2 separate regions of the Homo sapiens genome follow, and region 1 is linked to region 2. A link is an interaction called in ENCODE POLR2A ChIA-PET data of the cell type or tissue named here. Cell type or tissue: PC-3. All regions are shown on one strand. Each heading gives the region's core, and the rest is flanking DNA. Links, peaks and the distances in the headings are about the cores only.

What was found. Peaks named below come from ENCODE experiments on the same cell type or tissue, not always from the same donor. Only the 100,000 strongest peaks of a DNase experiment are listed, where the experiment ranks them.
Region 1: POLR2A ChIA-PET joins it to region 2 with 10 read pairs; 1 of 35 experiments calls an interaction of 5 or more read pairs at or near these places.

The regions. Positions count from the first base shown.
Region 1 is chr14:22,236,748-22,252,354 of GRCh38, reverse strand. It overlaps TRA. Among named protein-coding and RNA genes, the nearest start is that of TRD-AS1, 240 kb to the left of the region's middle. In PC-3, for the core only: no CTCF peak of the experiment used is centred there; a DNase peak (open chromatin) is centred at 7,334; H3K27ac peaks cover 545 bases.
Region 2 is chr14:22,363,345-22,378,951 of GRCh38, reverse strand. It overlaps TRA. Among named protein-coding and RNA genes, the nearest start is that of TRD-AS1, 110 kb to the left of the region's middle. In PC-3, for the core only: no CTCF peak of the experiment used is centred there; a DNase peak (open chromatin) is centred at 8,661; H3K27ac peaks cover 1,074 bases.

The DNA of each region.
Region 1 (15,607 bases), core at 2,944-10,943, 130 kb after region 2:
CAGGCTGGTCTTGAACTCCTGACCTTGTGATCCACCTGCCTCGGCCTCCCAAAGTGCTGGGATTACAGGTGTAAGCCACTGCACCTGGCTAGAAACATTTCAATGTATGCCTTCAATGAAGCCACAGGACCACTAAGGAAGATCTTTGGCATTATTTATTATCGCTCCTATCCTGAGACATTTATATATTCACTAAAGGTGAAAAGCATAGAGTTATTTGCATTCAGAGCGACCAGCCAATCACAGCCACCTCTTATTCCTTTTTCTACTCCTTCCTTCCCTGCAACCCAAACAACATACAGACATACATTCAAATATACACACCTTTGCAGTCATACAGGGAAAAGCAAACTATCTGTAATCAACGCGGAGAAAGAAAAACACTAATTGCTGGTGGGATTACACATCAGAGTTGCTGAGAGGATGTCAAACACTTTTATTCTTAGTGAGTACTCTTGTGACAAGGGTCAGGGCCTTTGATCATGTCATCACCTGCGGAGCCCCTAACTCTGCACAACCAAGTCTTAACTGGATGAAGGGAAACAAAGTTGAGAAAGGTACAGCCACAGCATGTGTAACTTTAGGGATTATTTGACTGAGATGAAATTTGCCTGATTGCCTTCTTTCAAAATTTGTGGAAAATATTAAATTTGAATGACATTTAAATGGTATGGTAGAAAATAGTATTCGAAGCTGGGCATGGTGGCTCACACCTGAAATCCCAGCACTTTGGGAGGCCGAGGTGGGTGATCACTTGAGCACTTTGGGAGGCCGAGGTGGGTGATCACAGGAGTTCAAGACCAGCCTGGACAACAGGGTGAAACCCTGTCTCTACTAAAAATACAAAAATTAGCCAGGCCTGGTGGCAGATGCCTATAATCCCAGCTACTCAGGAGATTGAGGCAGGAGAATCGCTTGAACCCAAGAGGCAGAGGTTGCAGTGAGTCAAGATTGCATCACTGCAATCCAGCCTGGGCAACAGAGTGACTCTGCCTCAAAAAAAAGAAAATAGTATTTGAGAAAATATAAGTAAATGCAGTGTTTGATGAACTACTATTATTACTAATCTTTTATTTTTATTTGTATAAGTCACTATGAGTCTCAGAGGAAGAAGACCTTTTAAAGTTGCCTGGATGTTTGAATTGCTCAGAATCCAAATATTTGTCAGAGACTCAACAAACTTACCAGCACTGCCTTCTAGTTTGGTTTCACACATTATACTGACCTCATTAGTCCAAAAGCCAATTAAAAAACAAAAGTCAATAATATACTAAGTGCCATTTTTCAGAGGTCTCCTTTGCCAAAGCCTGAGGAAGGGGTGGGGAGAAAGCATATTCAGTCTGCAGAACAGCACAGACTCTGGGATAGAGGATTTGGAGACCCCACTTCCATCAGCAGCAACCTATCCAATAGGAATTAATTACAGAAGCTTCCCCATGGTGCTGTCATACAGAAACATGTGGTAAGTCATGAACGGACCTAAGGTGCCTGACACACAAGGATCATTCAGGAAATGTCAGCTACTATTGCCTGAAAATGTGAACTCGGATGTCTTCTCCCCTCTCTTCAGTCTTTTGGTCATGAGATTATTGAAGCTACTGGACACTTTCCCCAGCAAAGTGTGAGGAAGCTCACTCTGAGTGCACTGACCTGCAGAGCCCGTGGGACACTGAAGGTATTTCCTCTGAGGTCACTGACCCCCAGACTGCATCCAGTGGTCTCACAGGCTCTTTGATGCTGTGGTGGTCAGCAACACTCAGTCCAGACACAAGTGGAGACCGAGAGAAAACGTGGGAAGCAGGTGAGCTAAGTGTCCCTGAGCAAACGGTGCATTTCCTCCGGATGATATAGAGGAGAAAATTTTGATCGAAGTGTCCAAAGAGGCTTGGGCATAATGAGTGTTTGGAATGGTTGGGGAAGGAAACTAAAGAAGAAAAGGTGTGGGAGTGGATGAGGGAAAAGAGAGAAGAGCAAAGGTGACAGGCAAAAATTCCTCCTATTTTAATTTTATTATTTTAAATATGTTCTGACAACTTGGAAAAAGTTCTGAAAAGTCTGACTAGGTAAATATAAGTAAGAATAAAAGTGGATAAAGGTGAGGTTTATGAAGTTTTTAAAAATTAATTCACAGAATTATGTGTAAATTTTCATTTGTTTGTTTTGCCAGGTGAAGGCTAAATGACCCCCAAAGTGAAACGTATTAAAAATGTACATAAATGACAAATAAGCACATGAAAAGATACCCTCCATGCAAATGTCACTAGGGAATTGCAAATTACAACAATGAGCGACCTCTCCACACCAGATAGAATGGCAAAAATCCAAAACACGGACGATACCAAATGCCAGTGAGGGTGTGGAGCAACAGGAATTCTCCTTCCTTGCTGGTGGGAATGCAAAATGGTACAGCCATTTTGGAAGAAAACTGGCAGTTTCTCACAAAGCTAAACATATTCTTTGCATATGATCCAGAAATTATGCTCTTTCTTATTTAAGCAAATGAGTTCAAAATGTGCATGAATTTATAGCAGCTTCCTTCATAATTGCCCAAACTTGGAAGTGGCCAAGATGTCCTTCAATAGGTAAATAAACTGTGGTACATCCAGACAACAGAATATTATTTAGCACTCAAAAGACATGAGGTATCAAGCCATGAAACACATGGAAAAATCTGAAATGCCTATTGCTAAGTGAAAGACGCCAATCTAAAAAGGCTATATACTGTTATGACTCTAAGTATATGACATTTTGGAATAGTCAACACCATGGAAACAGTAACAAGATCAGTGGTTGTCAGGAGCTGGGGGGAGGGAGGAGTGAACGGGCAGAGCACAGAGGATTTTGGGGCAGTGAAACAACCTGTATGAGACTGTAATGGCGGCTACACGTCATTATATATTTGTCCAGACCCATGTAACGTACAACACCACTAGAGAACCCTAATGTAATCTATGGACTGTGGGTAATAATAATACGTCAATGTAGCTTCATCAGTGGAACAAATGTTATCACTCTGGTGGAAGATGTCCATAGCATGGGAGCCTGTGGATATGTGAGGCCTGGAAGTATATGGGAAACTCTCTACTTTCTGCTTAATTTTTCCGTGAACCTAAAATTGCTTTAAAAAATTAAGTCTATTTAAAAAACAAAACGAAAGTCAACAGGTAACACCTATAATTCATGTTGCAGCCAGGCACGTTGGCTCATGCCTGTAATCCCAACACTCTGGGCAGCCAAGGCGGGTGGATCAGTTGGGGCTAGGAGTTCGAGACAAACCTGGCCATCGAGGAGAAACCCCGTCTCTACTAAAAGTACAAAAATTAGCTGGATGTGGTGGCACATGCCTATAATCCCAGCTACTCGGGAGGCTGAGACAGGAGAATCGCTTGAACCCCGGAGGCAGAGATTGCAGTGAGCCCAGATCATGCCATTGCACTCCAGCCAGGGTGACAGTGTGAGACTCCATCTAAAAAAATAAGTAAATAAAATAAAAGAATAAAATGTATGTTGCAAGAAGTAGTTAAAACATATTATTTAGAAATATGGAGCTCACTGCTAGAAGATCCAGACTTAAAAGTGTAAATATTTATGGACAAGGATTGAAAGTTGGAGAGAAATAAGAAACCAGATTTGTAATACAGACTTTTCTGTACTATTCAGGAATTTAAAAAATAAACATGTACATGTGCCACTTTGGTCATAGTACTGCTAAAAATCAACAAGTAACAAAAATTGTTGGCTATTAAGCAAATATTAAAAATTAGTAATTTTTCCTTATATGGAATAAATTTCTCTAAATGAAGAAAAATTTCAGTAATAATGCAACACAGATGATACAATATTTAGCAATTGATTTAATAAGAAAAGCAGAAATCTGGCCAGGTGCAGTGGCTCACACCTGTAATCCCTGCACTTTGGAAGGTCAAGGCAGGAGAATTGCTTGAGGCCAGGAGTTCAAGACCAGCCTGGGCAACACAGTGAGACGCCATCTCTAAAAAACAAAATTAGTCAGGCATGGTGGATGCCTATAATCCCAGCTACTTTAGAGGCTGAAGTGGGAGGATCATTTGAGCCTGGGAGGTCTGTGCTGCAGTGAGCCATGATTGTACCACTGCACTCCAGCCTAGGCTGCAGAGCAAGATCCTGTCTCAAAAAAAAAGAAAGTGGAAGGTATGTAAGAAACAAACAAACATGCAAAATTTACTTTTAAAATAAGACCTAAATAGATGGATTTTTCTTTTGTGGAAAAATATAATGTCCTAAAATGTTAAACTTTCCAAAGTAGTTACAGTCAGAATGCCATTTGTTTGAACAAGATGAAATGCATAAGAGAGAACAAATATCTAGGAACTTTCAACTGCATTCTTGAAAAGGAATATTAAGATCAGTTTTTTTATGACATAAAAACTTACTCTAAACTACTCTAAACAAAACAATATGATATAAGTGAAGGATTAAGCCAATAAGCGGAACATTTAATAGAAAATACCCAAAGAGATCCAGATATTACTGTGCTGACTAGAGCATTTCAAGTCATGAGATAAATGTGAGTGTGAAATTGTTTTCATTTTTTTTTCACTTATCAATCATCTCTTTTCCACTGGGAAACAGGTTATCCTTTCTCTTTTAGTTACTAAAGCAGTTTTGTTCCAACTATGTGTGTATTCATTTTGAACTTAATTAGTATTTTAGAGTCAAAGCTCTACCCTCCACCCACACCCAGCAGGAAGACTCTGGGAGCTCCACTGACAGGTAGATGTGCTATTCTTTCAGACTTCACCCCATGTCAACCCTCAGCTGTTGGGCAGAGTGGTGGGAGAAATAAAGGACTCTCTTTTCAGCCTCTCCTGGGCTGAGGGGCCTTGTCTTCTTGGTTGCTCAGATGCTGTTTCCTTATGTGAATTTCTCAGGGTTCTGATGGAGAGGTTCCTTCTCCTTCCTGTTGGTTCTTATCTCTTCCTGGCCATGGATTCCCTCTTGGTGGCAGAAATCCAAATGTGTGCTTTCTCACAACGGTGTGCTAGTGTTTTCTTCAGGGGGCTACAGGGCCCTTCATCTGCGTGATTTCCTGGAGTGGTGATCGTTCTCAAGCTCAACCTCCTCCTCCTCCTCCAGTTCACACATGGGTCAATCCACAGCCTCCTGTGCTAGAGCCTTCCCCTAAGTGACAGCTGTTTGGAGGCAGGGTAGGTTCAGGTTCAAGTTGGTTCAGACCTATACAGATTCATTAAAACCACTAGTACATGAAAAATTGCCTCAATAAAAGGTGGGAATGCAGGCTACCACACTTTCTTTTTCTCTACTTTCTCCCACATTTTATGTCTTTGCCACAAGAACCAGAGACGCTCTGCCAGTTCAGAAGCTGATTATCTTCCAGACATGTGATGATAGCTATTCCTCAACTTAGTGGAGTGGGTGGAAGCTGGACTAGGCACCTCCGGTCATATAGGAAAGGAGTTGAGTAGGATAAGTTAAACATCTTCCTCTCTCTGCACAAGACTTGCATTTCCCCAAGATGTCACCCCTTTATACTTTTAGTCCATCCTTTAATCTCTCTTTGGTTAACATCAGTCAAACTCATTGGCCTTTCTCACCCCAGTGGAATGGCTAATAATTTCTCCTTTCAAACTGGCACTGGAGAATTCAGTGATTATTTTCACCAGCACCCAGTTCCACTGTGATTCTTACATTATTCTGTAATGTTTGGATACTGGTAAAGTTCTTAATATGGATGTATATAATTTGATTATGTTTAAGAAACATAAAATATGACAAAGACATTTCAATAGTGGAAAATAGATTTCATATATAAAAACAGTTTCCAGATGGTTGAAAGATTTTATTGTAAAAAGCAAAATGATAAAACTGTTGTCTAAGAATCTGGGAATATTTATATAAACCTGTACTATTTTTAAGTATGGTAGAAATGCAGAAGATATAAAGAAGACAGGCATATTTAACTATATACAGTTTAGAGTATATTTAGAGGCAAAGGATACCATGCTACGTGCTATAAACAAAATCAGAAGACAAACAATAGACTGGAGAAATAAAAAAAATTTTTGACATCTCTAGCATGCATTTTTAAGTGAGAAATATATAACCTAAAAGAAAAATGGACAAAGATGTAAAAGGCGATTCAGAGGAAAAATTCCAATTGGTCACACATTTATTAACAGATTTGTGGCCGGGAGTGGTGGCTCACGCCTGTAATCCCAGCACTTTGGGAGGCCAAGGCGGGCGGATCACGAGGTCAGGAGATCAAGACCATCCTGGCTAACAAGGTGAAACCCCGTCTCTATTAAAACTACAAAAAATTAGCTGAGCGTGGTGACGGGCACCTGTAGTCCCAGCTACTTGGGAGGCTGAGGCAGGAGAATGGTGGGAACCCAGGAGGCAGAGGTTGCAGTGAGCCGAGATCATGCCACTGCGCTCCAGCCTGGGCAACAGAGCGAGACTCCGGCTCAGAAAACCAAACCAAAACAAAACAAAAAAAACCCCAAGCAGATTTGTTCCACTAGGAGGGATTTTTGCCTATATTTATATAAGCAGAAAGAATAGTGGGAAAGGACACTTATCAGGTTATTAATATTATTTACTTCAGTAGGGAGCAGATGAGTGAGAATTAACTTTTTCTTTATAAAACTTTTTATTACTTCATCTATTACAATAAGCAGTATTATTTTATATTTTGAAATATATCAAATAAAAAGTTAAAGAAAAAAGAAAAATAATTAGATTAAAATAAAGTACTGTTTTGTTACCTGCTAAAATTTGAAGGAGAAAGTCAATTTAAGGACTGTGGATTGAAAGCACTGCTCAATGAATGCAGTTTGAGAGGGTTTTTCTTGCAACAGTTACCTGTTTCCTGTCCATACTTCATGAATGCTGTCCACAGGCTCACATTTTTTCAGTTTAGGGCCCGTGGATCTCTCCCAGTCCCTGTGGCAGATGAGTCTGGGGTACAAGCTCTGAGTATTTTGTTTTTTGTTTTTTTTAACTACAACTTTTATTGTTCCTCTTACTGTAGATGTCTTGAGTGCACAGAAACTGTTTCCTGAGTCTTTTGGTCTCATAACTGAAATGGTGAGAATGACAGTGTTGGCAGCTATTTGCAGGTTCACAGAACATTTTTTATTCCTTGCGTTCCTGGATGCTCCTAAACTCTGAGAAATCAGGTGAAATATTTCCTCACTGGAATGCTGCCCAAAACAAGAAAGAAAATAAGTTGAGCTATTTGCAAAGTACTTGCATTTCACAAGCTCCCCTTCTTGTGTAAAGATCCCATGTTGGGACTGAATAACCCTTTCAGTACTGCTGAATCCTGCAGAGGAAACAACAATGTCAACAGCAAAAGAGAACTGGGCAGATCTGATCTGTGACTCACAATGAGCTGATACTGAAGAGCCTTGTTTAGAAACCCCCATGTCCTGTCCGGGCGCGGTGGCTCATGCCTGTAATCCCAGCACTTTGGGAGGCTGAGGTTGGCGGATCATGAGGTCAGGAGATCGAGACCATCCTGGCTAACACAGTGAAACCCCATCTCTACTAAAAAATACAAAAAATTAGCCGGGCATGGTGGTGGGCGCCTGTAGTCCCAGCTACTCAGGAGGCTAAGCCAGGAGAATGGCGTGAACCCAGGAGGTGGAGCTTGCAGTTAGCTGAGATCACGCCACTGCACTGCAGCCTGGGCGACAGTGTGAGACTCCGTCTCAAAAAAAAAAAAAGAAAAAAAAAAGAAACCCCCATGTCTTAAGAAAATTGTCCTGACAGCAATAAAAAGCACAGCCTGGTTTCTATCACTTCTTTTTTGTCCCCGGCCCAAAGCATCTTTCAGATGTGCCCCAGGTGTCTTTCCTCCCTCAGTCCATCCCTGCCTACTGGGGAAGATGGAGGCCACAGTTGGCCGCAGCAGGTGGGGCAGTACATGTTGACAGGCCTTCTCATCTCCCTGAATAAAACATGTCTTGTCCTGCCAAAACCTAGGGCTCAGCTCTGCATGCACAGCCAGCCTCAGGCAGAGCACTGGAGTTGTGCGATGCTGCAGCCACAGAGCTGGAAACAGGGCTTCTGATATAGTGTGCAGACCTCTATCATGTCCTGACTCTTTATAGTTATCTCACATGTATGCCTGTTTTATTCCTTAGTAGAGAACAAACATCAGGTTTTGTTACCAGGGGTTCCTTGCTCCCAGAGCTCCTAAGATGGTGGCAAGCCACTTCCAAAATGGCGGTGGGCCACTTCCAAGATGGTGGTAAGCCTCGTGTTCTCTGACCTGGGGTTCTTGGCCTCACGGATTCCAAGGAATGGAATCTTGGGCCATGTGGTGAGTGTTATAGCTCTATTAGAAGCCATGGGTCATGGAAGAGAACTGTGGAACCCAGTGACTACTGTTCAGCTCGATTAGGATGAACCCAGGCACTTAGCCATGCAGGAACAATGGCAAGCCTTTAGCCCGATCGGGAGTAGCAACGGGTGCCTCACTGGATCAGGAGCACAGCAGACACCCTGCCGGATCTGGAGGGATGGAAGTCAGCGGCAGGTCTGCGACGGCAGCAAACAGCAGTGGTGGATGGTGAGCGAAAGCTCAGCTCCAGCCGTAACAAACATGGACCAGAAGAGTGCAGTTGCAAGATTTAATAGAGTGAAATAGAGTAAAAACAGAGCTCCCATACAAAGGGAGGGGACCCAAAGAGGGTAGCCGTTGCCAGCTCGAATACCTGGGTTTATATCCTGATCATTGTCCCTCCCATTGTGTTCTCAGGTGATAGATGATTGGCTGTTTCTTTACCTCCTGTTTTAGCCTAATTAGCATTTTAGTGAGCTCTCTTTCCTACCTGATTGGTCAGGTGTGAGCTAAGTTGCAAGTCCCGTGTTTAAAGGTGGAAGCAGTCACCTTCCCAGCTAGGCTTAGGGATTGTTAGTCAGTCTAGGAAATCCAGCTAGTCCTGTCTCTCAGTCCCGCCTCTCAACAGGAAAACCCAAGTGCTGTTGGGGAGGTTGGCTGATGACCACTCTAACTGCTTTCTGCTGAATTGGGGCGTAGTAGGGGTTGTGCAGTTGAGATTTCCTCAGGAGGGGGTGCCTTCGATGTCATTAACATTGGAGCGTGGGCTAGCAGGCTGGTCCAGGGGTCTGTGGTGGATCTTAGTCATGGACTGCATCTGTGGCTCCATTTGAAGAACTATTTGTAATTTTACAGCTTTGATTCTGGAAGAGACAAATTTAAGAAGGAGGTTAAAGATACAGGGATTGAAATGTATGGCCTGCAGTGCAGGGGATTATTTCTTTGGCAGACTTTACAGGCCCTGACTATCTGCTTGATAGTTTTGAAAAGGCCTGGTCCAGTAAATAATAATTTGGCCATCTCATGGGTGCTATCAATGCCTAAGTGGAAGGTTTGATGAAGGGTTTTAAGTAATTTCTATTGGTTAGCTGCAGGCAAAAGTATTTTTCCTTTATTGGTGGCTAGCCATCTGGAGGGGAGGGAAGTATGTCCTCATGAAGTTCCCTATTCTATTTCTCCTGCTGAGTACTGGGGCTTGGCTTCCCGGAGGGGATTACCCCATACTAGGGGTCCTCCTATAAGCATTTCTAATGGAGGGTCCAGCCTTGTGGCTCTTTTGACTTCAATATCAACTTGGTGGCTCCCTTGTATTTCCCTTTCCTTTCCTTTCTGATGACCCCGGCAGTGTAAAACTGCCACCTCTTTAGGTTTCTGTACAGCCAATAATAATTTCCTAATGGCTTCCTGATGTTTGATAGGTGTTCCCTCGGAAGTTAGGAATTCCCTTTCTCTCCATATTGCTGCATGGGCATGGAGGACTAGGTAAGCACACTTAGAGTCTGTATATATATTTACCCTTTTTCCTTCTCCTGATTCTAGTACCCGAGTGAGGGCTATTAGTTCTGCCAGCTGAGCACTAGTTCCTGGAGTGAGGGGATTACTTTCAAGTATTCCATTATCACTGACCACTGCATACCCCACTTTTTGAAGTCCTTTTTCTACAAAGGAACTTCCATCAGTATACAAGTTGAGGTGGGGATCAGTCAAGGGAACCTCTAAAAAGTCCCCTCGAGCGGCATAGGTTTGAGCAATTACTTGTTGGCAGTTATGTTCTATCTTTTCTTCATTGTCTGGAAGAAATGTGACTGGGTTAAGAGTTACACAAGTGCGCAGTTGCAGCACTGGCCCTTCAAGTAATAGAGCCTGATATTTAAGTAAACGGTTGTCTGACAGCCACAAGTCTCCTTTAGCAGTGAGTATGGCATTCACATCATGAGATGTCCACACAGTAAGATCTCTTCCCTGTATCATTTTAACCACTTCAGACACTAAGACTGCTACTGCCACCACTACCTGTAAACAATGAAGCCAATCCTTTGCTACTACATCAATTTCTTTACTCAGGTATGCCACGGGTTGCAAGCTAGTCCCTCAGACTTGTGTGATGGCTCCTAGAGCTATTCCTGTTTTTTCTGTGACATATAAAGAAAAGTCTTGCCCCTTGGCAAGCTTAACACTGGGGCTTGGGTTAGGGCCCTCTTTAGGGCCTGGAAAGCTGCTTCTGCTTCAGGTGTCCATCTTACTAAATGGGTATTGGCTTTCTGAGTTTCTTTAATTAGTGTATATAATGATCTGCCTATTTTGCTGTACCTGGGAATCCACATTCGGTAGAAACCTGTTATGCCAAGGAACCCTCTTAGTTGCTTTAGGGTTTTGGGAAGAGGATAAGCCAGTATAGGCTGGATGTGTTCCTCACTGAGGGCCCTCAAGCCTTTGGATAATTTTAGCCCTAAGTATTTAACCTGCTGTGAGCAGAGCTGAGCCTTTGGTTTGGAAACCTTGTAGCCACAGGTGGTGAGGAAATTTAAGAGCACTTGGGTGGCTTGATGGCACAAGGTTTCTGAACAGGTGGCTAAAAGTAAATCATCCACATACCAAAGGACAAGAGTGTCCAGGTATGAGAATTGGCTCAAATCTTGGGCTAATGCCTGGCCAAATAGATGGGGGCTATCCCTGAACCCTTGGCGTAAAACAGTCCAGGTGAGTTGAGACGTTGAGTTTGAAGGATCTTCAAAGGCAAACAGGAATTGGGAATCAGGATGTACAGGGATGCAGAAGAAGGCATCCTTAAGGTCCAGGACTATATACCACTCTGCTTCCTCTGGTATTTGGGAAAGCAGAGTATAAGGGTTAGGTTCAGCTGGGTATAGAGGAACAACAGTCTCATTGATAATCCTGAGATTTTGCACTAACCTCCACTGTCCGTTGGGTTTCTGTACTCCTACAGTTGGAGTACTGCAGGGGCTACTGCATGGTTTTACTAGGCCTTGGGCTTTTAGGTCCTTAACAGTTTTTTGGAGTCCTTGTTGGGCCTTGGGTCTAAGGGGGTACTGCCTTTGGTAGGGAAAGGAGGCGGAATCCTTTAGTTTAACTTGAACAGGATGGGCATTCTTTGCTCGTCTATATTGTCCTTCTGTTGCTTAGACTTCAGGATTAATTCCTTTCTCAAGCAGGGGACAACAAATGGGTGTTCCTTCTGCTATGTTCAGGTGTATAATGGCCCATGCTTTTGCTAGAATGTCTCTCCCTAACAAGGGAGTGGGGCTTTCACGCATAATTAGAAAAGCATGTGAAAAGAGTAAAGTTCCCCAGTCACAACTCAGTGGCTGGGAGAAGTATCTAGTGACTGGCTGTCCTAGGACCCCTCGGATAGTGACAGATCTGAAGGACAGTTGTCCAGGACAGGAGAGTAAGACTGAGAAGGCCACACCAGTGTCCAAGAGACAGTGAACCTCCTGGCCCTCAATGGTCAAGCATACCCAGGGCTCTGTGAGGGTGATGGCATGGGCTGGCGCTTGCCCTGGGCATCCTCAGTCCTGCTGCTGGATTATCTGGTTAGTGGCTTCTGACTCAGAGGACCTTCATCTCCTGGGGCAGTTGGCCTTCCAGTGATTCCCTTGACATAAGGGGCATGGACAAGGGGGCAGCTTGTTTCTACTTGGACAATCTTTTTTAAAGTGTCCTTGTAGACCACACTAGAAGCAAGCCCTGTTAGGCATTCAATTTGCTCAGCTTTTCCCTTTTCTGGAGCCTCCAAAGTCCATTTGCCTGAGGGCCACGACTAAAGCAGTCACCTTTTTTTTTTTTTTATCCCATTTGTCCCATTCCCCTGCTCTTCCTGATCTCTATTATAAAAAACTGAGGTTGCCAAGTTCAGTAGGGTTTCTAAGTTTTGCTCTGGGCCTAAGGCATACTTTTGAAGTTTTTTCTTAATGTCTGCAGCTGACTGAGTGATAAACTTATCCTTTAAGATTAGTTGGCCTTTAATAGAGTCAGGTGACAGGGAGGTATGCTTCCTCAATCCTTCCCTTAGTCTCTCCAGAAAGGCAGTAGGATTTTCTTCCTTTCCCTGTGTTATAGGGGACATCATTGAATAATTCATGGGCTTCTTCCTAGTTTTCCTTAGTCCTTCTAGCACGCAAGTTAGCAAATGTCTGTGGCACCAATCTCCAAGTTCTGATTCTGTGTCCTAATGAGGGTCTACACTGGGAACTGCCTGCTGGCCTGTGGGGAATCATTCTCTTTCATCTGTTGTCATCCTATCATTGACCTGACTGAGATACCAGAGTTCGCCAAACTCTCAGGCTGCTGTTATGGCAGCACTTTTTTCATTTGGGGTTAGTGTCTGATTTAGCAGTAACATTATATCTCTCCATGTCAGATCAAAGGATTGTCCTAACCCTAGTAAAACATCAATATAGCCATCAGGGTTATCTGAGAATTTACCTAGGTCTATTTTAATTTGCTTTAAATCTGAGAGAGAAAAAGGTACATGCACGCTGGCTGGGCCAAATTCTCCTCCCACTGCTTGGAGCGAGTATAATCGTGTAATATTGGCACTCTTTGGTTCATTGTTTACCCCTTTGTCTATCTCCTTTTGGACCATTTGGGTTGAAGGGGGGTCCTTATTAGTTGGAGAAGGAGTTGGGGTCTTGCTGGGGTAGGGAGGTAGACTCTGAGGGCTTCCTGTAGGGCATAAATCACACTTTTTACATAATTGGGAGTTATCTCTTAATGAAAAGAAAGTTTGTACATATGGCACTTCACTCCATTTGCCTTCTTTTCTACAAAAGAGGTCTAGCTGTAAGATGGTGTTATAATTTATACTTCCCTCAGGAGGCCAGGTTTCTGCCCCTTGAAGAAGATATCGTGGCCAGGTGGTACTGCAGAAGAATATAAGTCATTTCTTTCTTAGTGTCTGATGGTCAGATTGGTCCCATTTCTCCAGAATACATCTTAGGGGCATTTCTGCCTTGGGGGGAACATTTCCCATCTGAAAAAAGAACATAGGGATGCCAGTACCCCTAGTCATTTTCCGATGAGCATTAGTCCTAGAGTGTCCTCTATAGTCCTAATGCTTATTCCTTTCCAGGGTGCGTAACCACCCATGGACCTCTGCTTATCGGATTAGTTATGCTTACCAGTGTAGCAGTCCTGCACCTGTTTTCCCACCTTTCTTGACCACAAAGAAAGTGGTCCTGGCTGCTGGATTCTAGCGGTCCTTTACCAGCATGCCCAACATTGCCTTTGCTCTCAGGGGTGAGTCCTAGATCTGGGCTAGTTTCCTGAGTATTTCATAACAACCCAGCTGCCCCATCAAGATGCATTCCCATAAACAACAGTTCTTATGCAAATTCATTTCAGAGAGGGTGTAGGTAACCTTTTGAGTCAGGATTGAGATAGTCTTTTGATTCTGTAATTACTTTAAGGCTTGGCTGAGTGCAAACAGCTCGCACATTTGAGGAGACCAACTATTGGGCAATTTTTCTAACTCTGCTTCCGCAAGAGTCTCCTTATCAATTACTGAATACCCATTGTGGTTTTTTCCTCAGTCACTTGGGAGGAACCATCTATCATCCTGTCCTGAAGGGAGTTCTTCCTAGGTCTGGTCGGACCTTTGTATGGTAATTAAGATTTAAATCCCCTGTTAGGAAATCTGCTAGGTTAAGGGAATTATCAGAGGTTGGAGTTACATTACCCTTTTCTAACAGAATAGCCCCATACTTTAAGATTTTTGAGTTAGTAAGCTACCTTTTTGCTTTTTTGACTTAGAATAATTCTGAACTGGTGAGGTGTGCTCACAATGAGGTTTCCTCTAAAAGTTACTTTTCTGCTTTTAGCAAAGCAGTTGCCGGTACTGACTGAATGCATTTGGCCCATCCGTGGGTTACTGGGTTAAGGATTTTTGATAGGAAAGCTACAGGTTGTCAGTGGCCTCAGTGCTTTCGGGCTAAGCCCTTATTTACACTGACAACAAAGTGTAAATAAAAAAGTATTGGAGTGTTATAGGGTCATGGACAAGACCTTCAATTATCAATTACAGGTTTTAAATTTACCCTGGCTTTTAAAGGAACAGGGCACACTTTTCTTTTTCTATTTCTATCTTTTTCTCTTTGACTCCCTCTTTGTCTCTCTCTCCATCTTTGTCTCTCTCTCTCTCCATCTCTCTCTCTCTCTGTCTTCTCTCTGTCTCTCTCTCTTAGCCATTACAAACTTGGGGCCCTGACAAGGGTGGTGGGGAATGTGTCCCACATAACAGCCCATGTTGAGAGCCGTATACCTAAATTGGGAGGGACACCAGGGATAAGACTCCCTGGGTTATAGCCTAAGTGCCTAAGGACACAGTGTAGAGCTTCCTTAGATCCCTTTGGAGATACAACTTGCTAGAGGAAATGAAAGTCTGAACCATTAGTACCTAGGAGGCAGGGATCAGAGGAAGTAGATTCAGAGGTAAGGAGAATTTTGGGGCTACACTTTCAAGAAAGTTGTGGTCGGGACCCAGGAGGTATGGGCGACTGTTGACTAGAGACTTCTGGCTGCGCCATGGTCTCAACCGGCTACTGCTGGGAGTTCTGGATGAGAGCTTTCTGCCTCTAGTCAGTCCTCCACTTCCCCAAGAAAGTTGAAAGTGGGAGCTGGCTCCAGGCAGACCAACGTCCCCAACCCAGAAGGGTTGGGGGTTGTTAGAAAGCTCTTCCCCAGATAGCCTCACACCTGAATCTTAAGTCCGGTGGCCACGCTAACCATTTTTAACTGGCAGACAGGTGCCCAGTATTTTCCTCCAATTCTAAGGAAGGATAGGACAGAATAGTGAGTGAAAGTGGTCCAATATTACCACTACTTTGGAGGTCCCTTCATGGTCACCAAAATGTTACCGGGGGTCCTTGCTTCTAGAGCTCCCAAGATTGTGGTGGGCCACTTCCAAAGTGGCGGCAGGCCACTTCCAAGATGGTGGCAAGCCTCGTGTTCTCTGACCTGGGGTTCTTGGTCTCACAGATTCCAAGGAATGGAATCTTGGGCCATGCGGTGAGTGTTATAGCTCTATTAGAAGCCATGGGTCATGGAAGAGAACTGTGGAACCCAGTGACTACTCTTCAGCTCGATTAGGATGAACCCAGACACTTAGCTGTGCAGGAACAATGGCAAGCCTTTAGCCCAATTGGGAGTGGCAATGGGCGCCTTGCTGGATCAGGAGCACAGCAGACACCCTGCCAGATCTGGAGGGATGGAAGTCAGCAGCAGGTCTGCGATGGTGGCAAA
Region 2 (15,607 bases), core at 4,132-12,131:
AAATGTAATTGCTCTTAATATGCCGAATTTCATCAGCATTAGATTGTGATTGTTTAAAAATAGTTGTTAACTTGATATGAATTATAGCTGTCTTCATTGCATTTTAAAATTTTCAGTGTTTTTTTTCAAATATTCATTAGTAATTTATACACAATTTTTGTATCCGAATTTTGCCTATATATCCATCAGGCTAGTGTTGTCCTTATCCTTTTATATACACTTTTAATATATTAAGCATATTAACATTTGACTGTTATACAGCTCACATACCTTTTTAATTTTTTTTTTTTTTACTAATTTGATACTGATTTTTTAATTCAAACATTTTTAGATATTTGGGAATCTTTTAACTTTATGCACTCAAACTTACATATACTATATATCTCTGAAATTTTGTTTACTGCCTTTACACTTAGAAATTGATTTTCTATCCTGCTGCAGAGGAAGAGGACAACATTTAGATATGAAAGGAATAGCTGGTGGAAAGACTTGGTTTGGGGCTGGATTGGAGTTGATTGTATTAGTTGCTTTGATCTCTAGGTGTCTCCTCCCCATTACCATGCTTCAGGAACCACCTTGGTACAACAAAGAGAACCATTTATCTCAGTGTGATAAGGCTCTTACCGGGCTGAGAAGATAGAGAATCTGTAGGCTGATAGTGAGAGACAGTGAATGTTTTTCTAATTAAATTAATGCATGAAGGGAGAAGACACAATGCCTCCCACTTCCGCAAGAAAAAGAATCTAAGTTCCAACTTGACTCTAGCATTATGTGTCTAAGGAAGTCATAATTCCCAGGAGGACAGTGTCAGCACTGTCCAGAGGAGAGAGGTGTTAAAACTGGATGCAGGTAAAATCCAGTTAACAGAGAGGCAATTTTTGTTGGGAGGTTGGGATTCTTCATAGTGGTTTTTTAGATTTAAAGAAAAATGTACAACCCCCTCTCTCGAGCCGTTTACCTTTCTATGTTCTCAGCAAGCAAATTTCTTATCAGTAATTTGGCTTTTAAAGTATCATGATAATAAGGAGGAGAAGGGAGAGACCAGAAGAGCAAATGCATTGGTATTTGAGGTTAAGCCTGAATCTCGTCTCAATTTACATAGCAGAAGCTTACCTCTGATGGGCTGATCCCCTCTGGGTTTACTAAGAACATTCACCTTCTTGAACATACAGACGAGGACCAATTACTCAACCAAGATACTGCCATGAGGAGTTTCCTCTAGCCATCAGGAAATCCTACTACCACCCCAAAGCCATTTGGAAAACAAGTGTTTTTTTTTTTTGTTTGTTTGTTTTTAAGTGAAGGGAAAAAATATTAATGGATTGGGGAAAGACCAAGTAGAATTCACTAATCCTAATGAAACTAATAAATGGAGCAGTCAGGAAAGAAATAGATATTAATGCCACCTTTCAAAACTTTAAAAGGAGAGGCGTAACCAGGAAAACAAAATACAAAATAAAAAATCTGCTCAGATTTTTTACAAAAGAGCTAATGTTGTAAGGTTTTCACCTCAATTCATCCCTTGAGCAAACACATTTCTGTCAATGGTGGAAAGTTATGGAGAGAAGATGCCAATGACCTGTGCACTCAAGTGTCAGGGGGAGAAAAGGCTGGACAGCAGGGATGTGTGTGTGTGTACGTCTGTATGTGGATGTACACACTTCTACATGGGAATTTGTAAAAAAAATTTTGGTTAAGATTGTGGACTCTGAGACAGATATCTGGATTCAAAGTTTGATTGTAACCCTTACGGGCTTGGTGAATTTGGGCAATGTACTCAGTTCCTCTGAGGCTTGGTTTCGTCATCTGTGAAATGGGAAAAATATTATTAGCATCATAAGGTTAATAATAAGTTTACATGATACAATATATGACACATGACAAAGTGCTTAGAAAAATGCCAGTCACAAATCCCCAATAAAGGTGGACTTTGTTATTTGCATAGGTATATGCATGCAAATATACGATGGTGAAGAAGAAAACCTAAAAAACAAAGTTTAATTATGCAAGTAATATGCTAATACATCCTTATTATAAAAATAAAAGCATTGCAATTAAAACCAAACTCTCCACTGACTGTTCTCCCATCCCACAATATAATTCCCTCTTCCACAGGTACTAATAACAGGGAATTCATCAATGTACTTACAGTCCTTTTGCTGTGCAATATTTAGGGTTTATACTGTACAATATTTTTATCAACATAAATAGCATAATACTGTATATATTATTCTGCAACTTGCATTCTCAATCAATAATGCATTTTGGCAATCTTCTCTTTTCATTATATGTAGATTCGTGTCATTATTTTTAATATATGGAACATAGACTTATTATAACCTGTGATATCACTTTTTACTATATGATTATGTTATTTCCAACTTTTTATGGCCCCAAAATTGCTGCTTGTTCATGCTTTCTTTTACAATAAGAGTAATGCCAAGACTGGGACGCAGTAATTGCTAGGTCATAGAATACATTCCTTTCCAATATGAATATTTACTAACATATATTTTTATGTTGTGATGGGAAAGATATCTCACCTATTTTCCTTGCCACCAGGGTAAAGTGGTATATTAATTTCCTTGTATTGTATATTGTACTCGAGATAGATAACTTGTTAATTATCTTCTAATGTTAACATTTATTCTTTTACAAATTTCATTTCATCATAAAATTAATATGTGCTTATTACATTGAAAATTTGGAAAATACAAAAGAGTGGAAGGAAAACAATCCCCGTATTCCTATGAGGTGAGATGTTCGATACCCAAAAAATGGCGTACTTTCCTAGGAAATTTTTTAAAAACTATAATTTGGTAACAACTAATGTTAAAGATCAGGTTACTAGTATGCTGTTTTGAAATTAACAAGGTAATAAGTTACGGCTTAAAGATACCAATATTTTACATTATTTGAATTTCTGTTGGAAGAATTTAGGAATCAAAAAACTCATGTATTTTATATATTAGTTACAAAGTTAGTATTCCACATTTATGAACTTTTTGTCCTTTTTTGAATAGTATTCTTTTTACAGAGACAAAAAGTTATCATTACTTTTAAGATGCTTCTGAGACCTGTATGGAAATTATAATAGTAACAAGAATTATTTAAAAATTGAATTTAAAAGTTATTTGTGATATTTATTATACTTGGAATATATGCATCTCTAGAATTTTCATGGGTCTTCATAATTTTATGGAGTTAAAAATGTGTTTTCAATGGAATGGTAGTCTAAAACATGTAGTTGGGCAGCATAAATTATGTGAAATTTAAGTAATGTGATATAAAAATTAATAGCCCATATATTCTGAGAAGAATGGGTAATTTTGTGGTTCTCATCAAACTTAAATGAGATTTGCGTAATTTCAGTTGGTGAACAAGCTAAAGGAATCGTAGATTGTTTTTACTCCTGCCACATGGTGGAGCTACTTCAGCTTTAATGGAAAGAACCAGCCATTGTTAGTATGGTATGTTCCACCTGTTGCTTTATGAGCATTTCTATAAGAGATCTTGGTTATTTTATGCTATTATGTTTAATAATCACTTAAATAATTTCAAATTGTTTTACTTCTTTTTATATTAGCATTCATTAGGAGTTGGTACTAAAGCTCATGCTGGAAAATGTGCATTCAGATACATAACTTTTCACAGATGTTAGCTATAATTCACTCCCACAGAAAAAGCCAAACAACTCCCTTGATGTGTTTTACCACTAATTTAGAAAAGAGCAGTTGCTAAATATTGTAGATAATGCTAAGAAAATAAAGAGCGGCATCAAAACAGAAATGTGCTACAAAGTTGTAGGTATTTGGGCTCTGTGAACCAGTTCCCCACGGAAACATAAGCCTTAAATTATGCAAAATTATAAGGAGTACATACCCCTCATAAAACACAACTAACTCACGTTGGGGCTGAAAAACTATAAGCAAACACTGTCACAATATTTTGATGCCCTGCTTTGCTAATACTAATAGTTACTTTAATACTAAGTGAAGGCCTAATAATGTCAAGTAATTTGAATATAAAACAGTCATTGGAAAATAGAATCATAACAAGTTAGATGCTGTAAGCATGGGGAACTCAATGAATGATTGGTGCTAAATTCCCCATTCACATGGCTGTACTGTGTAGAGCTCATCTTTTGTATAAATCACTGTACTACAGTTGATTAGCAATAGTAAAGAATGCTTCATTAAAAGTTAAAAATATTTCTTTCAGTATTGTACTATTGGTGCACAGTAAATTGATTGGCCCATCAAGTGAATTAATTAACAATTCAATATGAATTTGTTTCAAACAAAGGAAAACAAGCATGAAAATTATGTACAAAATGAGAAGAATCAAGTTAATAAGCAAAACCCAGCACCACGTATATATCTTTCATCTATTAAACTCAAAACTGGTGACTTAAATGATGAACTGGATAAAGAAAATGTGGTACATATACACCATGAAATACTACTCAGCCATAAAAAAGAAAAAAGTCACATCCTTTGCAGCAACATGGATGGAGCTGGAAGTTCTTATCCTAAGTGAATTAATGCAGGAACAGAAAACCAAAGGCTGCATGTTCTTACTTATAAGTGGGAGTTAAACATTGAGTACACATGGACACAAAGAAGGGAACAATAGACACCAGGGCCCAGTTGAGGGTGGAAGGTAGGAGGAGAGTGAAGATTGAAAAATTACCTATTGGGTACTATGCTTATTACTTGGGTGACGAAATAATCTGTATCTTGTCAAACCCCCATGACATATATTTACCCATTCCACAAACCTGCACCTGTACCACCTAAACCTAATATAAAAGGTGGAAAGAAAAAAACCTGGTGATTTAGTTTTAGCCAAGTATTATCATTACATTAAATTAAAATTATTTATTGAAGTTGTAGTGGTTTTGAAGCTTTGTGAATGTTTAATTTATATTTTTAAATTGTTGGCATAAGAGCAATAAGCATATAGAGTTTATAAATCATATTATGTTTCTACATGTTTAAATAGTATTATGTTAAAACTAATTTAGTTTACCCTAGGGCCTCTGAAAATTACTTGTCTTTTAAGGAGCTGTATCTGACTCAAGTATGCTATTGGTCCTGGGAACTTTGAGTTTCTTTTGCAGACAGCTTTTCTCTTTTGGTCTGCCTGGAAGAGTCCCTGGAAGGGACTGTGGCTGAAGTCCACATCATAGAATTTATGCTGTTATTTTTGATAATCACTTAAAATAATTTCAAATTGTTTACTTTTATATTGGCATTCAGTAAGAGTTGGTGCCAAAAAGCTCATACTGAAAGATGTGCACCAAATACATAAATTTTAAATACTTGTTAGTTATAATTCTGTGTTCAGGAGGCAGATACTTGAGGAGCACTGTGTAGCTATTGCACAGAGGCAGGTAGCTGAGACTTTGAGCGGGGGAATGATGGTGAGCAAAGAGCAAAGGTAAGCCTCTTTACTGAGCTGGGTTACGAATCTTCTACTTCGTTTCTCTCTTTCTTTCATCGGAAAAGGTACTGTCTGAGAGACCAGCACCATTTGTATAAAATAGATCAGAATGAAGTTCTCTACATTTTAGAATTCAGAGGGCTGAGGCCTTGGCTCAGTCTCCTCTTGGTATTCACCCTCATTCAGGGAGACAGTCTAATATAGAAATTGGGCCTTTTGTTCATCATCTCCTATAAATTTCTTTTTATCTCCAAAAGGACTCCTCGTAGATCTAGATTGATATCCTCATATTTGAGAGGAAAGTTCCTGTGTGCCCCTCTGTCCCTCTCCAAGCATCTCCCAAATCCTAGGTCAGTTGCAGCCATAAAGATCACCAGTGAACCCGTGGAGCATCTGTACTTTTCTTTCTGCCCACATTTGCTATCTTCTGAGATTTAGAAGTTGTGCTGGATTATGCTGGTCAACTTGCTTAAGCAGACAACTGCATTTCTCAGAATCCCCTTTCATGTATCGCTCTGTATTAGCATTGGCTAAGAGATGAAATGGGAAAAGAGTTAGAACACAGAAGTGGTAACTATTACTCTTAGGAAGTCACTGTGGTCACATACAGTGATGGACAGAGGGAGAGATGCTTGGTAGGTCCCATATAGTCCTTGCTTTCCTTCACTCTGCATCCAGCGAATCTTTCTGACTCTTGGCTCTGCTGAACAACAGTGACTCGAGACCCATCACCAACTACTTGGCTGTGGACCCACAGAAGTGGTTGCTACAGACAGGTAACCACTCTCCATACAGTTCTTCATGAGCTCCCCTTCACAGTCCCACTTTGGTGGTTGAAAGTGTTTAGCTTCCTAGATTTCCCCCAAGCCCCAGCCTGTCTGGTCCATCTGTGCTACTGCATAAGATAGACAGGTTAATGACCCTTTTTCTGATCTTCTGACTCCTTCTTCCAGACCTTTCCTTCTCTAGCTTCTCTCACATTTGTAAGGTCTGATTCCACAACGAATCCACTATTCCTATATTCTGTATCATTCACAGTGGTTCTGCTTCCCTGACTGACTCTTAACTGACACAACTATTGGTGTTGGAAGTGAATCCAGAGATAGAATTTTAAGGATGGGAATTTGGTGTTGATTCTCTGATTCGATGAAGCATTAGTGACTATACTGCCAATGGTAAATGGGACACAGTAGTCCTTGATATCAAGTGCTTATAGAAGGCAAGGTGTTAGATTACCAGGTAGATGCTGCCATAGACCAATGTAGTGGAAGTAAGGAGTATGAGGACTGGAGTTTGTGGGTTGCTTCAAAGTGTCACAGAGAATATGGAGAAAAAGAAATAAACTCAGAGTGTTGAATGTTCAGTTCAAGATGCAGGCAAGGGACTGAAAAGTCTTTGTGACTACTCTGAAAGAAACTCTTATCTCTCATAGCTGCAAGATCTGATATTTCAAAAAACCAAGCCCAAAGACTGATCCTGCAGCTAGCTAGATTAGAACATCAATTCAATTGAAGGTCTTACAGTTAAAATTAGGGCTTTGATTGGGACAGAGCTGGCAGGCTGTATCAGGGCAGGAACAAAATGATGAGGTACCATGCCTGCCAAAAGGGCTGCAGGATTTTTCTAATTTATATTTACATTCCAAAAGTTTAGACTGTAATTTCTCCTTCTTTCCTCCCCTGAAAATTGAGATGGCAACATGTAGGCAGATTCTTTGGAAGCTGAGAACCTTGAAAGCCCTGTCTCCTTTCCCAGCAGAAGCAGCCTTTCCCTCTGAGGAGTTTAGTCCTCCCTTGATTGAAAAGGCTGTAAGGACTTACTCTGTGGAAAATTGCTGAGACCCCTCAAGACTCACCCCCAACATCTTTCACTGTTTGTATGCCTATAGCTAGACTCAACTCCTGGCAACCCATATCAGGGCAGGAACAAAATGATGAGGTACCCTGCCTGCCAAAAGGACTGCAGGATTTTTTCTAATTTATATTTACATTCCAAAAGTTTAGACTGTAATTTCTCTTTCTTTCCTTCCCTGAAAAGACCTAAAGCCATTTGCCAAGGTCATAGTGCATTTGGGAAGGGTAAATAACCAGACCTTTGGGGGATTTCTGGACATTGGCTCTGAAATGATACCAGTCCTTGGAGACACAATATGCTACTATTGCCTATTTACCAGAGTAGGGGTTTATTGAAGCTGAATGATTAATGGTATTTTGGCTCAGGTCCATCTCATATTGCATCCAGTTAGCTCTGAACTTACCCCATGGTTATTTCCCAAGTTCTAGAATGCTTAACTGAAGGAGGCACACTCAGGAAAGGCAGAATAACTACATTGATTATCTGATCTGAGGAGTGAGGACAAGTAGAAGGCATTAGAACTGCCTTTGTATTCCAAACTAGTAAATCCACAGCAGCACTGCATTCTGTAGAGACTTGTAGAGATTAGTGCCTCTATAAAAGATTTAAAAGATGCAGGGCTGGTGATTTTCACCACACCTCCATTCAACTCAACTATCTGGCCTGTGCAGAAGACAGATGGATCTTGAAGAATGACAAAGGATTATTGTAAACTTAATCAGGTGGTGAGTACAATCACAGCTGCTGTTCCAGATGTGGTTTCATTGCTATAGTAAATCAATATATGTACATCTAATATATGAATACTGATATGGGAAGTCATTTTTTCCTCTATATACATGTTAGTAGAGACTATCAGAAGCATTTTTCTTTCATCTGGAAGGGTGAAACAAGGTACCCTCCTTGTTTCACCTCAGGGTTATATCAACTCTCCAACCCTGGCCTATTCTATTCCACAGGAAATTGATTGCCTCTTCATTTCACAACACACCACATGGATCCTCTACACTGGTGGACCAGGAAATCGCAACTACTTTAGACACCTTGGTAAGACCCATAGAGGCAAGAGGTTGTGAAATAAATCCCAGAAAAATTTAGAAGTTTGCTCCTTCAGGAACTTTCTTGGGGTTTCATGGTCTGGGGAAAGTTGAGATATCTCTTTCAAGGTGAAGTTCAATGCTACATCTGGTCTCTCCTACCATAAAGAAAGAGTCCCAATTTCTGGTGTGCCTCATTGGATTTTGGAGGCAACATATCTTATTTGGGTGTGTTGTTATAGTCTAAACCTATTTGCTGAATGAGTAATCTGAAAGGCTTCCAGTTTTGAATAAGGCCTGGCGAAAGACAAGCCCTTGTGAGAGGGTGGCAAGCTTCCCTGCCACTTTGGTCATATGACACATCTGATTCAGTGGTGCTTAAAGTGCCTATTGAGCTTTTGGCAGGCCTCTTAGGTAAATTCCAGAACAGACTTTTAGAATCTGGGAGCAAAGCCATGCCATACTCTGCAGATAACTTTTTTTTTCTTTTTTCTTTTTTTTTCTTTTTCTTTTTCTTTTTTTTTTTTTTTTTTTTTGAGAAACAGCTCTTGGCTCTTTGCTGGATCCTAGTATTTGACCATGGACCATTAAGTATCATGTGACCAGAAATGCCCCCTATGAAATGAGTATTGCTTAACCCACCACCATGTTCTGTTGGTTATAATCAAGTCACAGAGCCAGTCCAGATCAAGGGGAAGGAATTATGCAAAATTCCGAATACTGAGAGACATAGTTCATTGGAAGACCATCTTTGGAAACCAGCAGCTATCACAGTTTCCTTGGATATTTTCTGAATAGAGAGATTCTTACATTAATAACTGTTCTCTTCACCAATAAATATTTATGGAGAACATACAGTATGTGCAGAACCTGAACATAAGTGGAAGAAACAGGGAAAGCATTGCACCTTCCTCAAAGTTTGTGCATTCTACCATGAAATATTCACACTAACATTGAAGCTAAGAGTAGGCTGGAAATCCCAGAAGTGAAAATTAATATACTGGTACTGATGGTCAATGGGTGTATTATAGCTCTCTGTGGTGAAATAAATAGATTGATAATGGGCTTCTGTATATAGTTGTATCAACAATAAAACGATGGAATGCTTTCTAGCTCAAGATTTTTACAACCCAATGATCCTTAATCTGGTAACTCATTCCTCATAAGACTCATTCCTCATAAGACCTGCTTACCTCAAAGAATTGTTTATGAGGATACGTTAAAATAAGTATCAGAAAGGACCTTGTAAACTATAAACAATGGTACAAATGTAAGAGACAGTTATTGCATTTTCAAAAAGAACTCATAATAGGCGTGATGTAAATATTTGTTGAATAAATGAATGAGAAAATAAAATAAATTCTTGAGACAAATTTAATATATGGTTACCTGAACTATTGTTATTTTTCAAGTTCAGCCTCATTATACTTGCCAATTCTTGGTGTTTGTGTCTTAATCCCTTTTTTTTGTCCCATATTCATGGCTTGGGAAGAAAAATAAGCAGATGAAAGGAAAATTAAAGTCAGAGAGACAGTGTCATATTTAGGTGATAAATAACATCATTTACTTATTTATACATGTATCAGATCTTTATTCATTTGTTGAATAATTCAGACAAAGTCCTGGGCTTTTTGATACTTAGATTCTTTTATAAAAAATGACTTTTATTTTATTTTAGTTCAATAATTTTTTGGGGAACAAGAGGTTTTTGTTACATGGGTCCATTCTTTAGGGTGATTTCTGAGATTTTGGTGCACCCGTTCTCCCCTGAGTCTCCAGAGTCCATTATATCATTTTTATGCCTTTGTATCCTCATAGCTTAAATCCCACTTTTATAGGTGAGAATATACAATATTTGGTTTTCCATTCCTGAGTTAATTCACTTAGAATGATGGTCTCCAGCTTCATCCAGGTTGCTGTGAATGCCATTATTTCATTCTTTTTTATGGCTGAGTAGTATTCCATGGTATATATGTGTATACATTTTCTTTATCCACTCGTTGGTTGATGGGCATTTAGGCTGGTCCCATATTTTTGCAGTTGTGAATTGTGCTGCTATAAACATGCATGCACAAGTGTATTTTTTGTATAATGACCTGTTTTCCTCTGGGTAGATACTGAGGAGCAGGCTTGCTGGATCAAATGGTAGATCTACTTTTAGTTCTTTGAGGAATCTCCACACTGTTTTCCATAGGTTTCCATTCCCACCAACAGTGTAAAATTGTTCTCTTTCACCACATCCATGCCAACATCTTTGATTTTTGGATTTTTAAAAAAATTATAGCCATATTGTAGGAGGAGTAAGGTGGTATCACATTATGGTTTTGATTTGCATTTCCCTGATAATTAGTTATATTGAGCATTTTTTTTCATATGTTTGTTGGCCATTTGTATATCTTCTTTTGAGAATTGTCTATTCATGTCCTTAACCCACTTTTGGTTGGAATTATTTGTTTTTTCTTGCTGATTTGTTTGAGTTCCCTGTAGATTTTGGATGTTAGTCCTTTGTCAGATGCATAGTTTGTAAATATTTTCTCCCACTCTGTGGGTTGTCTGTTTACTCTGCTGATTATTTCTTTGGCTGTGCAGAAGTTTTTAGTTTAATTAGATCCCAGTTGATGCTTATATTCTGGTGGAATATATAAAATATATATTTTATATATAAATATATATAATATATATTTATATATAAATATATATTATATATATTATATATAAATATATATAATATATATTTATATATATATATATAATATATATTTATATATAAATATATATAATATATTTCAAAATATATAAATAATTTCAATATATATAAAATATAAATTTTAATTTATTTTTATATTATACTTTGTTATTGGATACATGTGCAGAACATGCAGGTTTGTTACATAGGTATAGGTGTGCCACGGTGGTTTGCTGCACCCATCAACCCCTTGTCTACATTAGGTATTTCTCCTAATGCTATCCCTCCCCAGCCCCCAACCCCCCGACAGGCCCTGGTGTGTGATATTCCCTCCGTGTGCCAATATATTCTCATTGTTCAACTCTCACTTATGAGTGAGAACATGTGGTGTTTGGTTTTCTGTTCTTGTGTTAGTTTGCTGAGAATGATGGTTTCCAGCTTCATCCATGTCCCTGCAAAGGACATTAACTCATTCCTTTTTATGGCTGCATAGTATTCCATGATGTATATATGGCACATTATCTTTATCCAGTCTATCACTGATGGGCATTTGAGTTGGTTCCAAGTCTTTGCTATTGTGAATAGTGCTGTAATAAACTTACGCGTGCATGTGTCTTTATAGTACAATGATTTATAATCCTTTGGATATCTACCCAATAATGGGATTACTGGGTCAAATGGTATTTCTGGTTCTAGATCCTTGAAGAATTGCCACACCGTCTTCCACAATGGTTGAACTAATTTACACTCCCACCAACAGTGTAAAACTGTTCCTGTTTCTCCACATTCTCTCCAGCATCTGTTGTTTCCTGATTTTTTTTTTTTTTGTGGTTAGCGGAATTATTTTAATCCCATGAGAATACTATAAAATTAAAAATTAACATAAAACAGTCATTCATCATCTCACTGGCCAGAAATAACCCCTGTGGATAAGTGAGAAATTGTTACTTTAGTAGCTGGCATTAGAGATTTTTCAAGGTAGGAAACTATCTTTAATTAGGAAAGTATCTTTTTTTAAATACACACACACACACACACACACACTATATATATATATATATATATATATATATATACTTTAAGTTCTGGGGTACGTGTGCAGAACGTGCAGTTTTGTTACATAGGTATACACGTGCCATGATTGTTTGCTGCACCCATCAACCCGTCACCTACATTAGGTATTTCTCCTAATGCCATCCCTCCCCTAGTCCACTGACCCCCAGACAGGCCCCGGTGTGTGATGTTCCGCTCCCTGTGTCCATGTGTTCTCCTTGTTCAACTCCCACTTATGAGTGAGAACATGTAGTATTTGGTTTTCTGTTCTTGTGATAATTTGCTGAGAATGATGGTTTCCAGCTTCATTCATGTCCCTGCAAAGGACATGAGCTCATCCTTTTTTATAGCTGCGCAGTATTCCATCGTGTATATGTGCAAATTTTCTTTATCCAGTCTATCATGGATGGACATTTGGGTTGGTTCCAAATCTTTGCTATTGTGAATAGTGCCACAATACACATATGTGTTCATGTGTCTTTATAGTAGAATGATTCATAATCCTTTGGGTGTATACCCAGTAATGGGATTGCTGGGTCAAATGGTACTTCTAGTTCTAGATCCTTGAGGAGTTGCCACACTGTCTTCCACAATGGTTGAACTAATTTACACTCCTACCAACAGTGTAAAAGCATTCCTGTTTCTCCACATCCTCTCCAGCATCTGTTGTTTCCTGACTTTTTAATGATCACCATTCTAACTTGTGGGAGATGGTATCTCACTCTGGCTGATTTGCATTTCTCTAATGACCAGTGATGATGAGCTTTTTTTCATGTTTGTTGGCTGCATAAATGTCTTATTTTGAAAAGTGTCTGTTTATATCCTTCGTCCACTTTTTGATGGGGTTGTTTTTTTCTTGTAAATTTGTTTAAGTTCTTTGTAGATTCTGGATATTAGCCCTTTGTCAGATGGATAGATTGCAAAAACTTTCTCCCATTCTGTAGGTTGCCTGTTCACTCTGATGATAGTTTCTTTTGCTGTGCAGAAGCTCTTTAGCTTAGTTAGATCCCATTTGTCAATTTTGGCTTCTGTTGCCCTTGCTTTTGGTGTTTTAGTCATGAAGTCTTTGCCCATGCCTATGTCCTGAATGGTATTGCCTAGGTTTTCTTCTAGGGTTTTATGGTTTTAGGTCTTACATTTAAGTCTTTAATCCATCTTGAGTTAATTTTTGTATAAGTTGTAAGGAAGGGGTCCAGTTTCAGCTTTCTACATATGGCTAGCCAGTTTTCCCAACACCATTTATTAAATAGGGAATCCTTTCCCCATTGCTTGTTCTTGTCAGGTTTGTCAAAGATGTTTGCAGATGTGTGGTGTTATTTCTGAGGCCTCCGTTCTGTTCCATTGGTCTCTATATCTGTTTTTGTACCAGTACCATGCTGTTTTGGTAACTGTGGGCTTGTAGTGTAGTTTGAAGTCAGGTAGTGTGATGCCTCCAGCTTTGTTTCTTTTTTTTTTTTTTTTTTTTTTGCTTAGGATTGTCTTGGCTATATGGGCTCTGTTTTGGTTCTATATGAAATTTAAAGTAGTTTTTTCTAATTCTGTGAAGAAAGTCAATGGTAGCTTGATGGGAATAGCATTGAATCTATAAATTACTTTGGGCAGTATGGTCATTTTTATGATATTGATTCTTCCTATCCATGAGCATGGAATGTTTTTCCATTTGTTTGTGTCCTCTCTTATTTCCTTGAGCAGTGGTTTGTAGTTCTCCTTGAAGAGGTCCTTCACATCCCTTGTAAGTTGTATTCCTAGGTATTTTATTCTCTTTGTAGCAATTGTGAATGGGAGTTCACTCATGATTTGGCTCTCTGTTTGTCTATAATTGGTGTATAGGAATTCTTGTGATTTTTGCACATTGATTTTCTATCCTGAGTCTTTGCTGAAGTTGCTTATCAGCTTAAGGAGATTTTGGGCTGAGACGATGGGGTTTTCTAAATATACAATCATGTCATCTGCAAACAGAGACAATTTGACTTACTCTTTTCCTGTTTGAATACCCTTTATTCTTTCTCTTGCCTGATTGAGAACTTCCAATACTATGTTGAATAGGAGTGGTGAGAGAGGGCATCCTTTTCTTGCCAGGCACTATATTATACAGGATTGAAGGAAAAACCTCTCTGATGAGGTGACTTCTGAGCAGTGACTAATTGGTTTATCAGAGGGAACCATCTGGGGTAAGGCCATTCAAGAACAAAGACCCAGAAGTGAAGCCTGGTTGGTATTCAAGGAACATCTACATTATTCTAGGGTAAGAGTGACCACAATAGAGTGGAAAAGGTAAAGAAAGATAGGAAATATTCAGTAAACTTGAAAGTTTTCTGTCTGTCACATTCCGTGTGACGCTGAGGATACCAAGGTTAATGAGATACAATCTCTGTCCTTAGGGAATAGAGTATCATACAGAAAGCTGGTATTATAATATAATGGGAAAATCACTATGTTGGAGGTATGTACAAAGTTCAAGGGGAGCCAGAGAGAAGAGAGCCTAATTTGCCTGGAAGATCAAGGGAGGTATCAGAGAGGAATGTCTAGGAACCATGAAGAAGAGGTGGTGATGAGGTTGGACACTTCAAGCAGAGGGAAGGACACACGCAACAATGAAAGGAAGAGAAGTGATAACTTGTGATGTTTCCTGAGTTTGGTAGTTTGGTATTTCTAGAGTGTCAATGCTGATGAGAAGTGTTCCAGGAGATGAAGTTGGATTGGTAGCTAAGGGCATATGTAGGCTTGTGCACTGCCAAGCCTGAAGAATTTTGAGAAGTGAAGTAAAGTAACTAAATTTCCTTTTTACAGAGTCATGAGGCAACTGGTTAAATGGTGGCATCATTAACAAAGACAAGAATTACGGAGGTAGAAGAGTCTGGAGCAGGGGAGGTGAAGAGATGATGGGTTTTAGGCATACAGTTTAGGTTGCCCAATGGCCATCTGACCAAAAGACAGTTGGATGTAGAGATCTGAAGCAAAGTCAAAGTTAAAGCCATAGCCATTAGTATATAGGTGTTAGTTGCAATTGTGTTGTGGGCAGAGAAGTAGACTAAGGTTAGAGCCAGAAAAACAGCAACATTTAAAGCAGAAGGGGAGGAGAGTTAATACAAATCACCATAGTATCACTGACCGCATTGTACTCTAATATTCTATTCATGAGCCTAACTTCCAAAATGGACTGTGAACCCCTTGAAGAAAATAATTATAGCTCATCTTTTTTTGTGTTTATTTTCCTAGCAACTGTCCAAATGCCTTGCACATGAGACACTTAATATATATGTATTTAAATGAATAAATAATTAGGACTCTAAGACTTGACATTTCTGCTTAGTACTTCTGTTAGTGGTATATTTCACAGCAGTAGTTCATTGTGTATTTTTACCTTTATTACTTTTAAAATTACACAAGGAACACATATTTATTCAAGAAAAATTAGAAAAAAGAAAAGCTAAAAATTACACTTTACTACTAGGAATAGCTATTGTTAACATTCTCATGTCTATCCTTTTAAACAACTGCTATCAGTAGAAATACAATATGAACCACATAT